Linked DNA regions of Mus musculus: region 1 is linked to region 2. Evidence: chromatin contacts called from ENCODE Hi-C or POLR2A ChIA-PET data. All regions are on one chromosome and are shown on one strand. Each heading gives the region's core, a stretch centred on a gene start or an enhancer-like site at or near the end of the contact. The rest is flanking DNA. Distances are from core to core; before and after follow the strand shown.

What was found. Hi-C counts contacts between places; a loop is a spot of excess contacts on that map. ChIA-PET counts read pairs that join two places held with the same protein, here RNA polymerase II (POLR2A).
Region 1: a loop to region 2 is called in a map of T-helper 1 cell, with 2.0 times the contacts of the local background. The contact joins the promoter of Prdx3 here to the promoter of Dennd10 in region 2. A Hi-C loop is called at or near these places in 4 of 37 maps with a recorded cell type or tissue (T-helper 1 cell, T-helper 17 cell, left cerebral cortex and 1 more). POLR2A ChIA-PET finds 5 or more read pairs at or near these places in 2 of 5 experiments (Patski and embryonic stem cell).

The regions. Positions count from the first base shown.
Region 1 is chr19:60,869,779-60,876,813 of GRCm38, forward strand. It overlaps Prdx3 (peroxiredoxin 3), which reads right to left and starts at 4,760. Exons shown (of 7, transcript NM_007452.2): 1 at 4,654-4,760; 2 at 3,350-3,485; 3 at 1,642-1,783; 4 at 226-361. The coding sequence starts at 4,689.
Region 2 is chr19:60,806,812-60,813,585 of GRCm38, forward strand. It overlaps Dennd10 (DENN domain containing 10), which reads left to right and starts at 4,744. Exons shown (of 9, transcript NM_026437.4): 1 at 4,744-4,862. The coding sequence starts at 4,808.

The DNA of each region.
Region 1 (7,035 bases), core at 3,510-6,009, 63 kb after region 2:
AGCTAAAAAGGATTTTGAATGTCATCATCACAAAAAAATGATTCAAGAAAGAGTACTGAATAGCTTGATTTGATCCATAGACAATGCACACATGTATCAAAACATCACATTGTATCCCATAAATATATACAATGTTTTTATTGTGTGGTCAGTATTATTTGTGAAGTAGAAGTGACACCAAAGAATAAAATAAGACCAAGGAAAGGTGACTGTCACCCAACCTACCTTTCTTGGTGTGTTGATCCAGGCAAGATGACTGAAGTGGGAATCCACTGAAACTGCAACTACTTCACAGTTTACATCATGAAATTCATTGGCTTTGTCACTGAAAGCAACAATTTCTGTAGGACACACAAATGTGCTTGGGGGGAAAAAAGAGAAAGTTTCATTAGATCATAAAAAAGCAAAAACTTACAACAGTTAGAAGTCTAAAACTAAATTGATTTGCTTAGGGGTGAAAGACATGAAATCGGCTGGGTATGCTAGGTGTGATAGCATAAACCTTTAATCCCAGAACTCTGATGGTAGAGGCAGGAGGATCTCTGTGAGTTCAGACCAGCCCGGTCTACATATGGAGACCATGACCCCCCCCCCCCAAAAAAAAAAAAGGGAAAAAGCAAGCTTCGTTTTGGGCATGGTGGCGTCTACTTTTAATCCAAGCACTGAGGAGGCAGAGACAAGCTGATCTCTCTCAGTTCAAGGCCAGCCTAGTCTACAGTGAGTTCCAAAACATCTGTAGAGAAAATCTTGCCTCAGGTAAACAAATGAATGAATGAATGGGATTGTGAGGCATGTTTAAAGAGTTAAAAGAAAACCTGTACTTTTAAATAAAGTAACTTTATGAAAAATTCATTTTATTTTTTTAATGTATGAGTTACACTGTTGCTGTCTTCAAATACACCAGAAGAGGGCATCAGATCCTGATACAGATGGTTGTAAGCCACTATGGAAATTGAACTCAGGACCTCTGGAAGAGCAGCCAGTGCTTTTAATTTCTGAGCCATCGTCTCTCTCCAGCCACAAAATAATAATAATAATAATAATAATAATAATAATAATAATAATAATAATAATAATAATTTCCTATATTACTTCTACCCAGACTGTTGTAAAGTTTAGACTGGCTTAGGGAACCATTTATCAAAAGTATGTGAGACAGAACTGTATTAAAGGCTGATAGTATAATCCAGTAAGAGTGCTTGCCTAGTATTCACAGGGCCCAGGGTTTGATCCCCAGTACAACCAGAAAAACTGACAGAACCATACTAAAACTCCTCCATTAAAAGGGCTGGGCAGTGCTGGCACATGCCTTTAATCCCAGCACTTGGGAGGCAGAGGCAAGCGGATTTCTGAGTTCGAGGCCAGCCTGGTCTACAGAGTGAGTTCCAGGACAGCCAGGGCTAGACAGAGAAACCTTGTCTCAAAAACAAACAAACAAACAAACAAACAAACGAATGGGGGAAAAAAAAAAAAAGGAAGGATGTTTCCTCCCACTATGGTTATATGAGGTACAGATGGCCAAGGACAGTGAACAAAAATTAAAAAGAATCTTTCTCTCCACTAAAAGAGGAATTTCAGCGTGGGTTAGAGATCAATACCAGCTCTCAGAGGGACATGAAAATATTATAAAATCAAACTTACAAATCCAAAGGGTAGAAGAAAAGCACCAAGTATTTTCCCTTAAAGTCGTCGAGACTCAGCTCTTTGAACTCTCCATTGACAACAGCAGTACCTTTAAAATAGGGCGCGTGCTGGGTGACAGCAGGGGTGTGGAAAGAGGAACCTAAAAAAAAGACCACACACCTGAATGTAGCTTGTCATCCACCACATCGAGTACTGCATGATTTTATTTAAACTCCTTTTGTTGGAACATATCAAGTAAACTTACTATTTGCCATAACTGGTGACATAAGTTGTTTATTAATTTAACTCAATAAGATGGTTCACTTCAGTTGTACATCTTAGGTAAAGTAATTTTGCCCTTCAGCACAATTCCAAAGTATATACACAAACTCAACTCAGTGGTAGGGAGGAGTGTGTGTGTGTGTGTATACGCGCGTGCGCGCACACACTTGTGAGCATGAATATGAAGGATGGAGGACACACAGATCCTCAGAAGACATCTACCATTTTTTAAAAACCCTTTCTCTCTTTTAAGAGTCTTTTATAAACTCAGCTCACCAAGTAGGGTAGGGTAGCTGGCACTGAGCTCCAAGGACTCAGTGGTCGCCTCTTTCTCAAGTGCTGGACCCATTGTATACTACTATGCCAGGCTTTCTGTGAGTTCTGAAGGTCAGCTGAACTTTGATCCTTATGCTAGCTGACTGACTGACTTAGCTCTCACTCCAACCCTAAAGAAAAGGTTTTTTTAAAGAACAAAAACTAGAAGAAATGAAATGCCCTTGGAACTACAAAAGGAAGAGGAAGAAGGCAGTAGAGAGCAGAAGGCAGCCAGACATGGAGCTAGCTCAGACTAGGGTGTGAGTATCACAGGACACTGACCAAGAGGGGCCAATACACAGGGAAAAGGAACAAACTCAAAACAAACTCAGCAAGTCTTAAAAGGACCCTCAGCAACAAGCAGCCAGATTAGCTCTTCACGGTAGAGAGAACAGAGTCTGAGAGGCTCTAATGCAGGAAAACAGATGTTTCCAGGAAGATTAGGCCATCAAAAAGATAAGAATGGTGGAGGCAATGTCTATAGTTAGTTATCTTGGTGAGAGGCACTGAGGCATGGCAGAGAGAAACCAAGAGCAGATGCAGGACATGTTTCAAACCTGGGGTGGGGTACAGTGGTGTTTTGTGTTTTCATTTTATCTAGTAACTTAGGTATCTTAGAGAAATAGCCTTTGTTAAGTATATTATACAAATATTTTCTTTTTCCTAGACTACCACTTTTTCTACTCTTTTTTAGGGGGGTGGGCATGGGGAGAGGTCTTGTTTATTTATTGTTCCCAGACAGAGTCTCACACTGTGATGCCCTGATTGGCCTGCAACTTTTTTTTTCTTCCTTTTTGGTTCTTCGAGACAAGGTTTTCTGATCTGTAGGCCAGGCTGGCCTCTAAATCACAGAGATCTGCCTCTGCCTCCTGAATGCTCACATTAAAGGCATGTGGCTCCACCACTGGCTTCCATTTTCTTTCTGTTTTCTTAAAAGTAAGTTTTAAAATTTTGACACCGCCAAGGACTCACTGTTCCTAACAGTTCCTTTTAGATCCAGCCATCTCTACATTATTCTCATATCCATGTTTAAAATCTCCAAGGACAAGCCTCAAGTATAGCCAGGGTCCAGAGTGGCTGATAAGGGTTTCCTTTTACCTGGATATGACTAGAGCACAGTAACACTTACTGGTGCTAAAGGCTGACTTTCCTTGGGCAGAGGCAGACCACAGTATGTCTGTCAAACAGGTTCTTCTAGAAGCAACAGGCCTAAGAACTGTTGAGGCAGAAATACTCCGGGAAATAGCACTTGCATGACGAGCAACCTGGAAAGAAAAATGCTTTCAATTAGGAAGGCTTTCCGAAAGGGTGACTGAATTCTGCCTTGCTGCTGTCATCCTTTGTTAACGACCCTTTTCCCAACGAAACAGATACCAAATCAAATTAAGAGCATGGGTTGAGTCTACAAGAAAATCATAAGAATAAAGCTTCAAGAATAAAAAATCTCCAAAATTTCAGGAAGGCTAGGCCAGGCTGAGTAGTTGTACCCTCCCCCACCTGGAGCTAACTGCTGCATCATGTAGCCACATCAAGGTTTTTCTCAGAAAAAGTCCCTTCCAGGCTCTCAGTCAAGGAATAGGGTGAAGTTCATGCACTGGGAGTGTTTGGCCCAAGCTCAAGGTTAGTAGTGTTTGCTCAACTTTGATGTCCAACATGGGACAGGAAATTAAGGGCTGAGCCCGGCGATGAGAAAGGAGAGGAGGATGGCTGGCAAGAGGACAGACAGTAGGCTGCTACTAGAGAACAGCAGATACCAAGGCAGAGTCCAGCCTGAGTGTGGGAGTAGAAAGAGGCTCCTGTTACTGTTTTTACTCCCGTTACTTTGTTTATACTCAGACTTAAGTATGAGCCCACAGCCATGTCGAGATGTAGGAAAAACTAAGGTTCAGAAATGTGAAGTCAAGCCAGACAGCACTCCAGAGGCAGAGGCAGTCGGATCTCTGTGAATTCCAGACTAGCCTGAACTACAGAGCGAGTTTCAGGATAGCCAGGGGATACACTGAGAAACCCCGTCTCGAAAAACCACACACACACACACACACACACACACACACACACACACACACACACACACACACACACACACGTGTATCTTGGCCAAGGTCATATTTGGTGACAGATCCTAGAACACAGTAGTCAGCATACTGGCCTCAAAAGTCAGGCCTGGGTGCTTTAGTGAAGAAACAGCAAGGGGACCATCAAGCACAAGGACTTGTTGGAGAGCACATCACCCACGGGGATAGTGTAAAGGCTGTCCTGCGCAGGGGCTAGGGCCTTTCTAGCCGCAGGAGGCCTAGAGGTCCCCGAGCTGAGAACTCCCTCCCATAGGAGCTAGTGGGCAGCAGACCTAAGGGTGCGCGATCCGGTCCTGGAAACAAGTGCGGGCCAGAGTCGCTGTTGTGTCATGCGCCTGCCCAGCTGCCAGCCACTCACCGAGGACCAGAGCAACCTTCCCGCAGCTGCCGCCATCTTCAGAGCACGCAAGAGGCACGATAGGCGGAGATACCGAGGAGTAGCCGGAGCACGCCGGGTGTGCTTCTGCCTGGGGCGTGGCTTCTGCTCCGGGCTTCCCTATGAGGGCGGGGCCTCAGCGAGGCGGGGCTTACGAGGAGTGGGTGGAGGAGGGGTGTGGTTTATGCAAAGAGGCTGGACCTGGGTGTGTGGTTGTGACTTAGGGGAGAAGCCGTAGAACCACTCCTTCCAGCTCAGGGGGAAATTTCCCTTTGACCTCCTGAATACCTGAATGCTTGGATTCCTATTTATGGTACCGACGTATAAAGATCAAATTCAATTTAGGAAGTAGACACTTATTGACATTTCCTGTTGATTTTGTTTCGCTAATTTAGAGTAGTAGAAAGTGTCTGTCTGTGAAAGAATCCAGTTCCCTTTCTATCTCAGGTGGGATCTTCTGCCTTCTGCATTCAGTGGAACAAACTTAGTTATCTGAGTTCTTTAATAAGCTAAGCGACTTAGGGACATCAGAGTTTAGTGTGCTTGAAAACCTTTGATATTGTGTGGGGGCGTTCATTTGGCCTCTCCTCAAAATTGGGATAATTGGGACACATTTTAAATCAATTTATTTGTTAACGCAGATACCAAGTAATGATTGGAGGGCACGGTTTTGAAGTACCACATCAAACACAGAATAAAATTCACATGATAACCACACTAAATGCCATGTCTAAGCTGGTATTTTCCAAGCACTGTTCTGTTACTAATATAGTTTCTCACATCTGCATATTATCTAAATAATATTTTCTTTATGCTAGCTCATTTTAAAGTGCAAATAATCTTATGGGAAAAGAAATGTTAAGTAGGAAATAGTTAAACTTCTACTTATAACAGTATAAATAGAAGGGAATTAAAAATAAACACACTAGTGCAAAATACTGCAAAGTTCCAGCTAGATACAGTTATTTGCTGAAAGTCCGAGTTTTGTTGAAAAGAAAGAGAAGGTGGTCAGAGGCATTCATTTGTAGGTCAGATGATTGAAAGAAACCTAAAAACATTTTGAGTTTCTCATACTGAGATCTGATGTTATTATTTATTTATTTTGCTCTCTACTATATCAGAAATATTCATAAAAGAAAAAAATTATAAATCTAGCTGTCCATGAACCATTAGCTGCTACACAGTGTACCTGTCTTGTGGAGAAAAAAAAAAAGCCTTATACCTAAAGAGACATCTCAACAAGTTCCTCACAGCACTTGCCTTGAACTTAACTGGTACCCAGTGTATGTGTTTGGTGTTCAAGTCTGTGATGGAATATAATTCAGACATAAAAAAGGATGAAGGCTGAGCTTGATGGCTTATACTTGTAATTTCAGCACTTGAGAGGCTGAGGCAGGAGGATAGCCAAGAGTTCAAGGCCAGGCTTTGCTACAGATTAAGATCCACTTGAAACAAAACAAAACTCTGAAGTGTGATAGCACAGGTCACCTTCTTGCCTGTACTTGCTTCTTCTTCTTTTTTTTTTTTTTTAAGATTTATTTTATTATTATTTATTTGTTATATGTAAGTACACTGTAGCTGTCCTCAGACACTCCAGAAGAGGGAGTCAGATCTCGTTAAGGATGGTTGTGAGCCACCATGTGGTTGCTGGGATTTGAACTCCTGACCTTTGGAAGAGCAGTCGGGTGCTCTTACCCACTGAGCCATCTCACCAGCCCCCTACTTGCTTCTTCTTAGTACTGAGGTTACAAGTGTACTCTTACTCATATTACAAATATAGGTAGAATTTGCTTTTGGAGTAGTGAAAACATCATGTGATTAATGGAGCTGAGAATTATAGAACATTAGATAATGGTAGGTTATATCTCTAAGAAACAAACATCTTCAAGAGGTACAGAACCTAGAACTCCATGCAGCTGAGCAGCTAGTGTTTGTGGTGGCTGAAAGCAGGCTCAGCATCAATTACTTGCCACTGTATGAGACAATGATCTCAATTTAATTCTTCCTATTTTCCATCACACCAAGGGTGTTTGTTTGTTTATTTGTTCAAATTCACAGAGATCTACTTGACTCTGCTCCCAGGTGCTGGGATTAAAGAACCACCATGCCAGGGGACATTGAGGGTTTTAAAAGTTTCACTGCTGTATCTAGAGTAAGGAAAAGGTATGTGACAAGGACAGGCCAGGAGTTTTCTCTGGGCTTAGATTAAAAGACAAAAAACAAAAATGAAAACAAAAACCAAAAAAAAAAAACCCAACTACTTTTAATAAGGGTTCTTAAACGCTTCAAGCCCACCATCCAAAGGTAGGGTTGAAAAGGGTTAGGTGGTAAAAAGGACAAGGGTATGTGGACCTGTTTAGAAGT
Region 2 (6,774 bases), core at 3,494-5,993:
GGTCAGCTGGGCTTCTTTGCTCTGGGCCTGTGGTGAGGCAGGATATTGTGATGGGGAGCATGCGGTTGAGAAGAGAAAAAAGGCTGGATGTGATGTGATCCTAGCACTAAAGAGGTTGAGGTAAGAGGAGCTTCATGAGTTTGAGGCAATCCTGGGCAACAAAATGACTTGTAGGTTAGCCTGGGCTAGAGTGAGGACTTGCCTCAAAAAACATATAAACAGTGGGCTGTTAATTCCAGTAATCAGGCAGTACAGAGGCAGACAGATCTCTATAAATTTAAAGCCCACCTGGTCTATATAGCAAGTTCCAGACCAGCCTGGGCTGCATAGTTAAACCCTGTCTTTAAAAAGCAAATACTAATAAGTAAATAAATGTGGTTAAAAAAATTAAAAAGAGCACACCCCCAATAATGTCTTCCCTCCACCAGTTCCACCTCAGTTTCTGCCACCTGTCTTAGTGACACCATCAACTGGGGACAAGCTTTCAACACATGAGCTTTGGGGCCTGTTTTAGAGTTTTCTATTCCTGTGAAGAGACACCATGACTATGACAACTCTTATAAAGGAAAACATCTTATTGGGACTGGTTTACAGTTAAGAGGTTCAGTTCATTATCTCCACCACAGAAAGCACGGCAGCATGCAGGCAGACATGGTGCTGGAGAAGGAGTTGAGATTTCTACATCTGGATCACAGGCAGCAAGCAAAAAGAAAAACTGGACCAGTAGTCCTAGCTTGAGCTTCTGAGACCTCAAAGCTCATCCCCTACTGACACACTTCCTCCGACAAAGCCACACCCACTCCAACAAGGCCAAACCTTGTAGTGCTATTCCCTATGGACCTATGGACCTATGGGGAACATTTTTATCCAAGCCACCACAAGGGCACAATTAAGATGTGAATCTTGAGGGCTGGAGAGTTGGTTCAGGGGTAGAGTTTGTACCACTCTTGCAGAGGACTCAAGTTCAGGTCCTAGTACCCACACCTGGTGTCTTACAACAGTCTGTAACTCCAGCTCTGGCTTTGTGTTCTTCTGCATTCACACACAGTACACACACACACACACACACACACACACACACACACAATTAAAAATCTTTTAAGGGGCTGGAAGAGATGGTTCAGTGGTTATTGCTGCTCTTCTAGAAGTACCTGGGTCTTATTCTCAGTACCACATGACAGCTTACAGCCATTCCTAACACCAGTAATAGGAGTATCTGAATGCCCTTTTCTGACCTCCTCAGGCAGTGCATGCACATGATAGATATCATTCAAACAAAACACCTAAACACATAAAATTTTAAAGGATGCAAACCATAATGTTTGGCAAAAGAGAATGAAATCTAATCTGTGCGATAATTTAGGAAAGTCAAGCAAGCAGCCTTGCAGAAGAGCAAAACTGAGTGGGAGCAGAAGTGAACACTAAGAACGCCCTCAAAAGAGTGGTCATTTGCGATATCTACCTCACTTTTCATCATAACTTCATAGCATTGTATATTACAAAATATTCTCTCTCTTTCTCTCTCTCTCTCTCTCTCTCTCTCTCTCTCTCTCTCTCCCTCCCGCCCTCCCTCCCTCCCTCCCTCCCTCCCTCCCTCCCTCCCTCCCTCCCTCCCAGGTGTTTGGGTGTTTGGGCTGGCTGGATGTATGTCCACCATGTGCATTCCTGGTATACATATAAGTCAGACTGGAATGGGAGTCATGAGCTTTCATGTCGGTACTGGGAATTGAACCTTGGTCCTCTGCAAGAAGTGTTCTTAACTGCTGAGCCATCTCTTCATCCCCTCCATCATTTTGGTTTGTTTTTTTTTTTTTTTTTTGAGACAGGGTTTCTCTGTATAGCCCTGGCTGTCCTGGAACTCACTTTGTAGACCAGGCTGGCCTTGAACTCAGAAATACGCCTGCCTCTGCCTCCCGAGTGCTAGGATTAAAGGTGTGTGCCACCACGCCCAGCCCCCTCCATCATTTTTTTATATTTTTTTTAATTAGGTATTTTCCTCATTTACATTTCCAATGCTATCCCAAAAGTCCCCCATACCCTCCCTCCCCCCACTCCCCTACCCACCCACTCCCACTTTTTGGCCCATTCCCCTGTACTGGGGCATATAAAGTTTGCAGGTCCAATGGGCCTCTCTTTCCACTGATGGCCGACTAGGCCATCTTTTGATACATATGTAGCTAGAGTCAAGAGCTCCGGGGTACTGGTTAGTTCATAATGTTGTTCCACCTATAGGGTTGCAGATCCCTTTAGCTCCTTGGGTACTTTCTCTAGCTCCTCCATTTCCCTCCATCATTTTTAAAAAGATTTTTAAAAGTGTGTCCACACATTTTCTGATTATCAGTAGCACTGAATAACTATCTTTGTATCTGCATATTAAGGGGGAAAGATTTCTTCAGGGATTTTACTACATCCAAGCAGAGGTAACAAAGGATCGGTGGCTCAGTCATGGAAACTTAGGTCCCAGAATCCTAGCAAGGGGTGGTGAGAGAATGAGGAAAGGACAGGTACAGAGATACACATACAGTGAATTCAGAATCAGGTGGCAGTCTCTAATCTCCATACCCTTGAACCTCAGTATATCTGTTAGGTACAACATTGATGAAGGGGATATCTAGTCTCTGTAGGAGGTTATCTCTAGGCCATCAGTCTCATGCTACAAAGATCAGGGAGCAGGAAGATGCAATTGCTAGAGATTAATGGCTCATAAACATTCATAAGGAAAGGTTTTCCCTCCCTCTTAAGCCTATCTCATAAGGATAACAACTTTGCCAAATTCCCATGTGCCACCTGGTCCTGGAGTCTTTGACAGAACTTTCTCATTTCAAAATACACATTCCCTCAGGACTTAATTCATTTGGTGCTTTCTTCAATCCCTAAAATCCTGTGTGTGGAATGATGGACCTTGAAATTCAGCTCTGACCTGTTGCTCAAAGACAGCTTGGTATATTCCCTAAAAGTAGCATGCTGGAAGCATAGTGCTGTGGTACAGGTCTGAAATTCCTGCTATTTAGGAGTTTCAGATGGAAGGATTTTGAGTTCAAGGCTAGCTAGGGCCAATTAGACAGAGCTATTTTAGCAACAACAAAAATATAAATTAATGGTTTGCACTTTTCTATTTCTGTAGACACTGTTAATCTTCTTTCCAAAAGGCTTCATTCATTATATTTTTTTACACAATTAAACTCAGTTTCCAGAAAATCATTATGAACTGCCACAAAATCAGAATGCAATTGCAGTGATGCTGTTATCTTTCACATTAAATCCTAGTGTAAATGTATCTTTTATTCGCCTGTAGTAACTATCGGTGGTTTGCTGCCTCTGTCTGTTAATCTGGGCCTAGTCCTGGAAGCTTCTAGCCTCTGTACAATCTTATCTCTGCCTAGAATGTTTTCAGCCTCTGAGGCTTACTGCTGAATAAGCTCACCTTTTCTAGTTCTTTCTGAATTCTGGCTAGCTAGTTCAAACTCCTCTACAAGCTGACAGATTCTGGCTTCTCCTGAATTGCTCTGTTTGGCCTAATACTAACTTTGGCAGTATGTTCTAATCTTCTGGCTCCTTCTCATTTTTTGGCTCAGTCTGTTTTCACCTGTGTCTAGCTTGTTCTCTCTCTGCAACACATCTCTGTACAACTGTCCCAGTAAAAATTCTCCCTTCCTTTCTCTCTCCACTGCCCCTAAAGTAGCTTCCTTTTCCTCTCTCTTCTTGTGAGAGTTGGGAATATCCTGTTCTGTCAAATCTTTGATTTCACTTTGTCTACCACTCAACTAGACATCACTTTTAAACATGGGAGCTTCCTTCTACAAACTAACCTTCCTTGTTTGGGTTTAAAGTGTTTACTAAGGGTGTTTCTGAATTCCAGCCAGAGAGATTAAATGTGTGTGTTAAGGGCTGAGCTACACCACAAATAGAAACAGGTTTTGGTTGTTGTTGTTGTTGTTGTTGTTTTTTCTAGTAAATAATACAATCTTGGAGATCACAGTGTGATCAAATGTCCTGCAACATCCTAGAGCATCCTTATTATAAATGAATTCTGTATTTTAACTGTTACATGCTTGACCTCCACACCCTCTAAACTAATGTATTGAAATCCTGACTTTCAAGGTCATGACTTTAGGAAGTTGAGTCTGGGAAAGAATGCTGACCCTGACTTGACCCCTAGCCTAAGAACAGGGCCAAGGAATGGATTCCCACCAATCCCCGAGCTAGTCCTAAACTCAAGATTTGAAATCCTACCAATATCCACCCTGGAAAGCCCAGTCTCCCAAAAAACCCTGTATAAACCCTGTCTTTTGCTCAGTTTCCTGCTGTATAGAGGCTGCTGCCCCTCCTGGATTCACCTCCTCCCCCTAATTAAATCTCTTGCGTGAGGTTTGTTGTGTGATGTGACTTTGTGCTTTTTGGCTCCCAGGATTGGAGGCTCCAAAGGATTGCCAGGATACCTCTCAGAGCAGATCAAGCTGGGGACATCATCGCCTGCCAGAGCGGTGCTGTTACACTTGGATTGGGGAAACTAACATTTCTATAGGGGACCCTTTCCCTCCAGAGCAGCAACACATATTAGGTCTCCAATTATTTGTCTTTGTAATCAGTGAACGGACACTTCACTGGAGATCTTTAAGGTACTAGACAAACGAACAAGGACCTAAGCGTAGAAAGGCTGCAAGAAGGAAGTTTGGCCAGGAGAGGGAAGCCTGGGGCGGCACCTGTAGTGCCTGCTGCACCCTGCCGGAAGGGACGGGACTTGTTATGGGCGTGGCCAAGAGGAGGGGTGGGACCTGCAGTGCGGAGCCCAGGGTAGCGGCGGAAGATGGCTGCGGTTGTGGCAATGGACACCCAGCTGATGCTCGGAGTCGGGCTGATCGGTGAGGACGCAGGCTCTCTGTCTGCCAGGCCATGCCGCAGCTCCGCCTGGGTTCTGGGATCCCCCGGGCTGCTTCGCCAGGGAGAGGCTAGACTTGGGCCGAGGACTTCGGCCTCCTCCCGCCGGGGCTGACGTGGGGCCTGCGGGCGGGCGGGCGGGCGGGCGGGCGGGGCTCGATACTCCCGTTGACCGCCTGCTTTGGGACTATGGGTTGGAGAGCTAGGGCCCGGCTGCGTTTGTTTGCGGCTCCCCGGGAGTATGGGTGACACCCAGGGAGCCCCGAGTGCCATTGGCAGGACATGCCAGGAACTGGCAGAACCGATGTTGAAACCCGTGCAGGGTCATCCCGAGCCCCTACTCCCACGGTAGAGAACTTCGTGTCAGTTGATCCTGATGGCTCTGGAGTTCCTTCTTGGTCACATATGGGACCCCAGCTACTTAATAGGAATTCATATGGAGGAAATTCATAGGTATCTTTTATAGTCCCAACTGTGCGTGACCGTTGGCAGCCCAAGCAGGTGGTAGGTGATAGCAACGCGCGGCACGAATGAATGAACCTTTATGAATTCCTTTGAATAGTCTCTCTCCTGAGGTTCTAATTAATACAAGTAGGACACTACTGTTCCTGGCAGAGTGCAATCGTGTTGCATAGGCTTACCAAAGATCTGCTGTTATTATTTTTCAGGAGCTCAAAGAAGTGTCTTTATCTTGTACTCGCTTTTTCTTTTTGTGTAAAATTTAAATTTTTTTGGTGTGAATGTTTGCCTGACTGTATGTTTGTGCACCTTGTTTCCCAGTGGAGGTCAGAAGAGATCATCAGATCCTCTGGACCTGGAGCTCATATAGGTGCCGGAAATAGAACCCAATCCTCTTAAAGAACAGCTAGTGCTCTTAACCGCAGAGCTATCTCTAGTCCTCTTGTATTCATTTCTTCTTCTTTTTTCTTTTTTTCTTTTTCTTTTTTTTTTTCTTTTTTTGGTTTTTCGAGACAGGGTTTCTCTGTATAGCCCTGGCTGTCCTGGAACTCACTTTGTAGACCAGGCTGGCCTCGAACTCAGAAATCCTCCTGCCTCTGCCTCCCAAGTTGCTGGGATTAAAGGCGTGCGCCACCACCGCCCGGCATCTAATGTGATTTTTAAATTGCTTGAAAACAAAACCTATGTACCTCAGGCATCTTGGACCTGTCAGCACTTCAGAATTAAGACTGAATTAAACTGTGAAGATAAAAATGACTTACAAATGGCCAGGGGTTGATGCACACCTTTAATTTTAGCGCCCAGGAGCCAGAGGCAGGCAGGTTCAAAGTCAGGTCTACAGAGTTCCACGACAGCCAGGGCTGCACAGAAAAACTCGTTCCCAACAAAACAAACAAACAAAAACAAAAAAACCCTGCAACATATTTACAGCTCTTTAGTTTTTATTTTCCTTAGATTTTATTCTTACATGCACTTTAAAGGATATTTATTTCTAAGGTATGTGGTGGTGGCCTGCATTTAGCTTCAGTACTTGGGAGGTAACAAGTGGATCTCTGAGTTTTAAGGCCAGTCTGGTCTATGCAGGAAAGTGCCAGGAAAGCCAGGGCTACACAGGGAAATCCTGTCTCAAAAAAAAAAAAATTTGTTTCTAAGTAATGGGGTTATCAGAGGTATGGTGACATAAATCTATAAGTTATCAACTACTTTGGGAACTGAGCCAGCCCCTCAAGTTATTTCCTTTTTTTTTTTTTTAAATTGAGGTATTTATTTTGGTGAGAAAAGCATACGATTAGATGGCTTTTATTGTTATTATAAAAGTTTGGCGGCTGGGCGTGGTGGCGCACGCCTTTAATCCCAGCACTAGGGAGGCAGAGGCAGGCGGATTTCTGAGTTCGAGGCCAGCCTGGTCTACAAAGTGAGTTCCAGGACAGTCAGGGC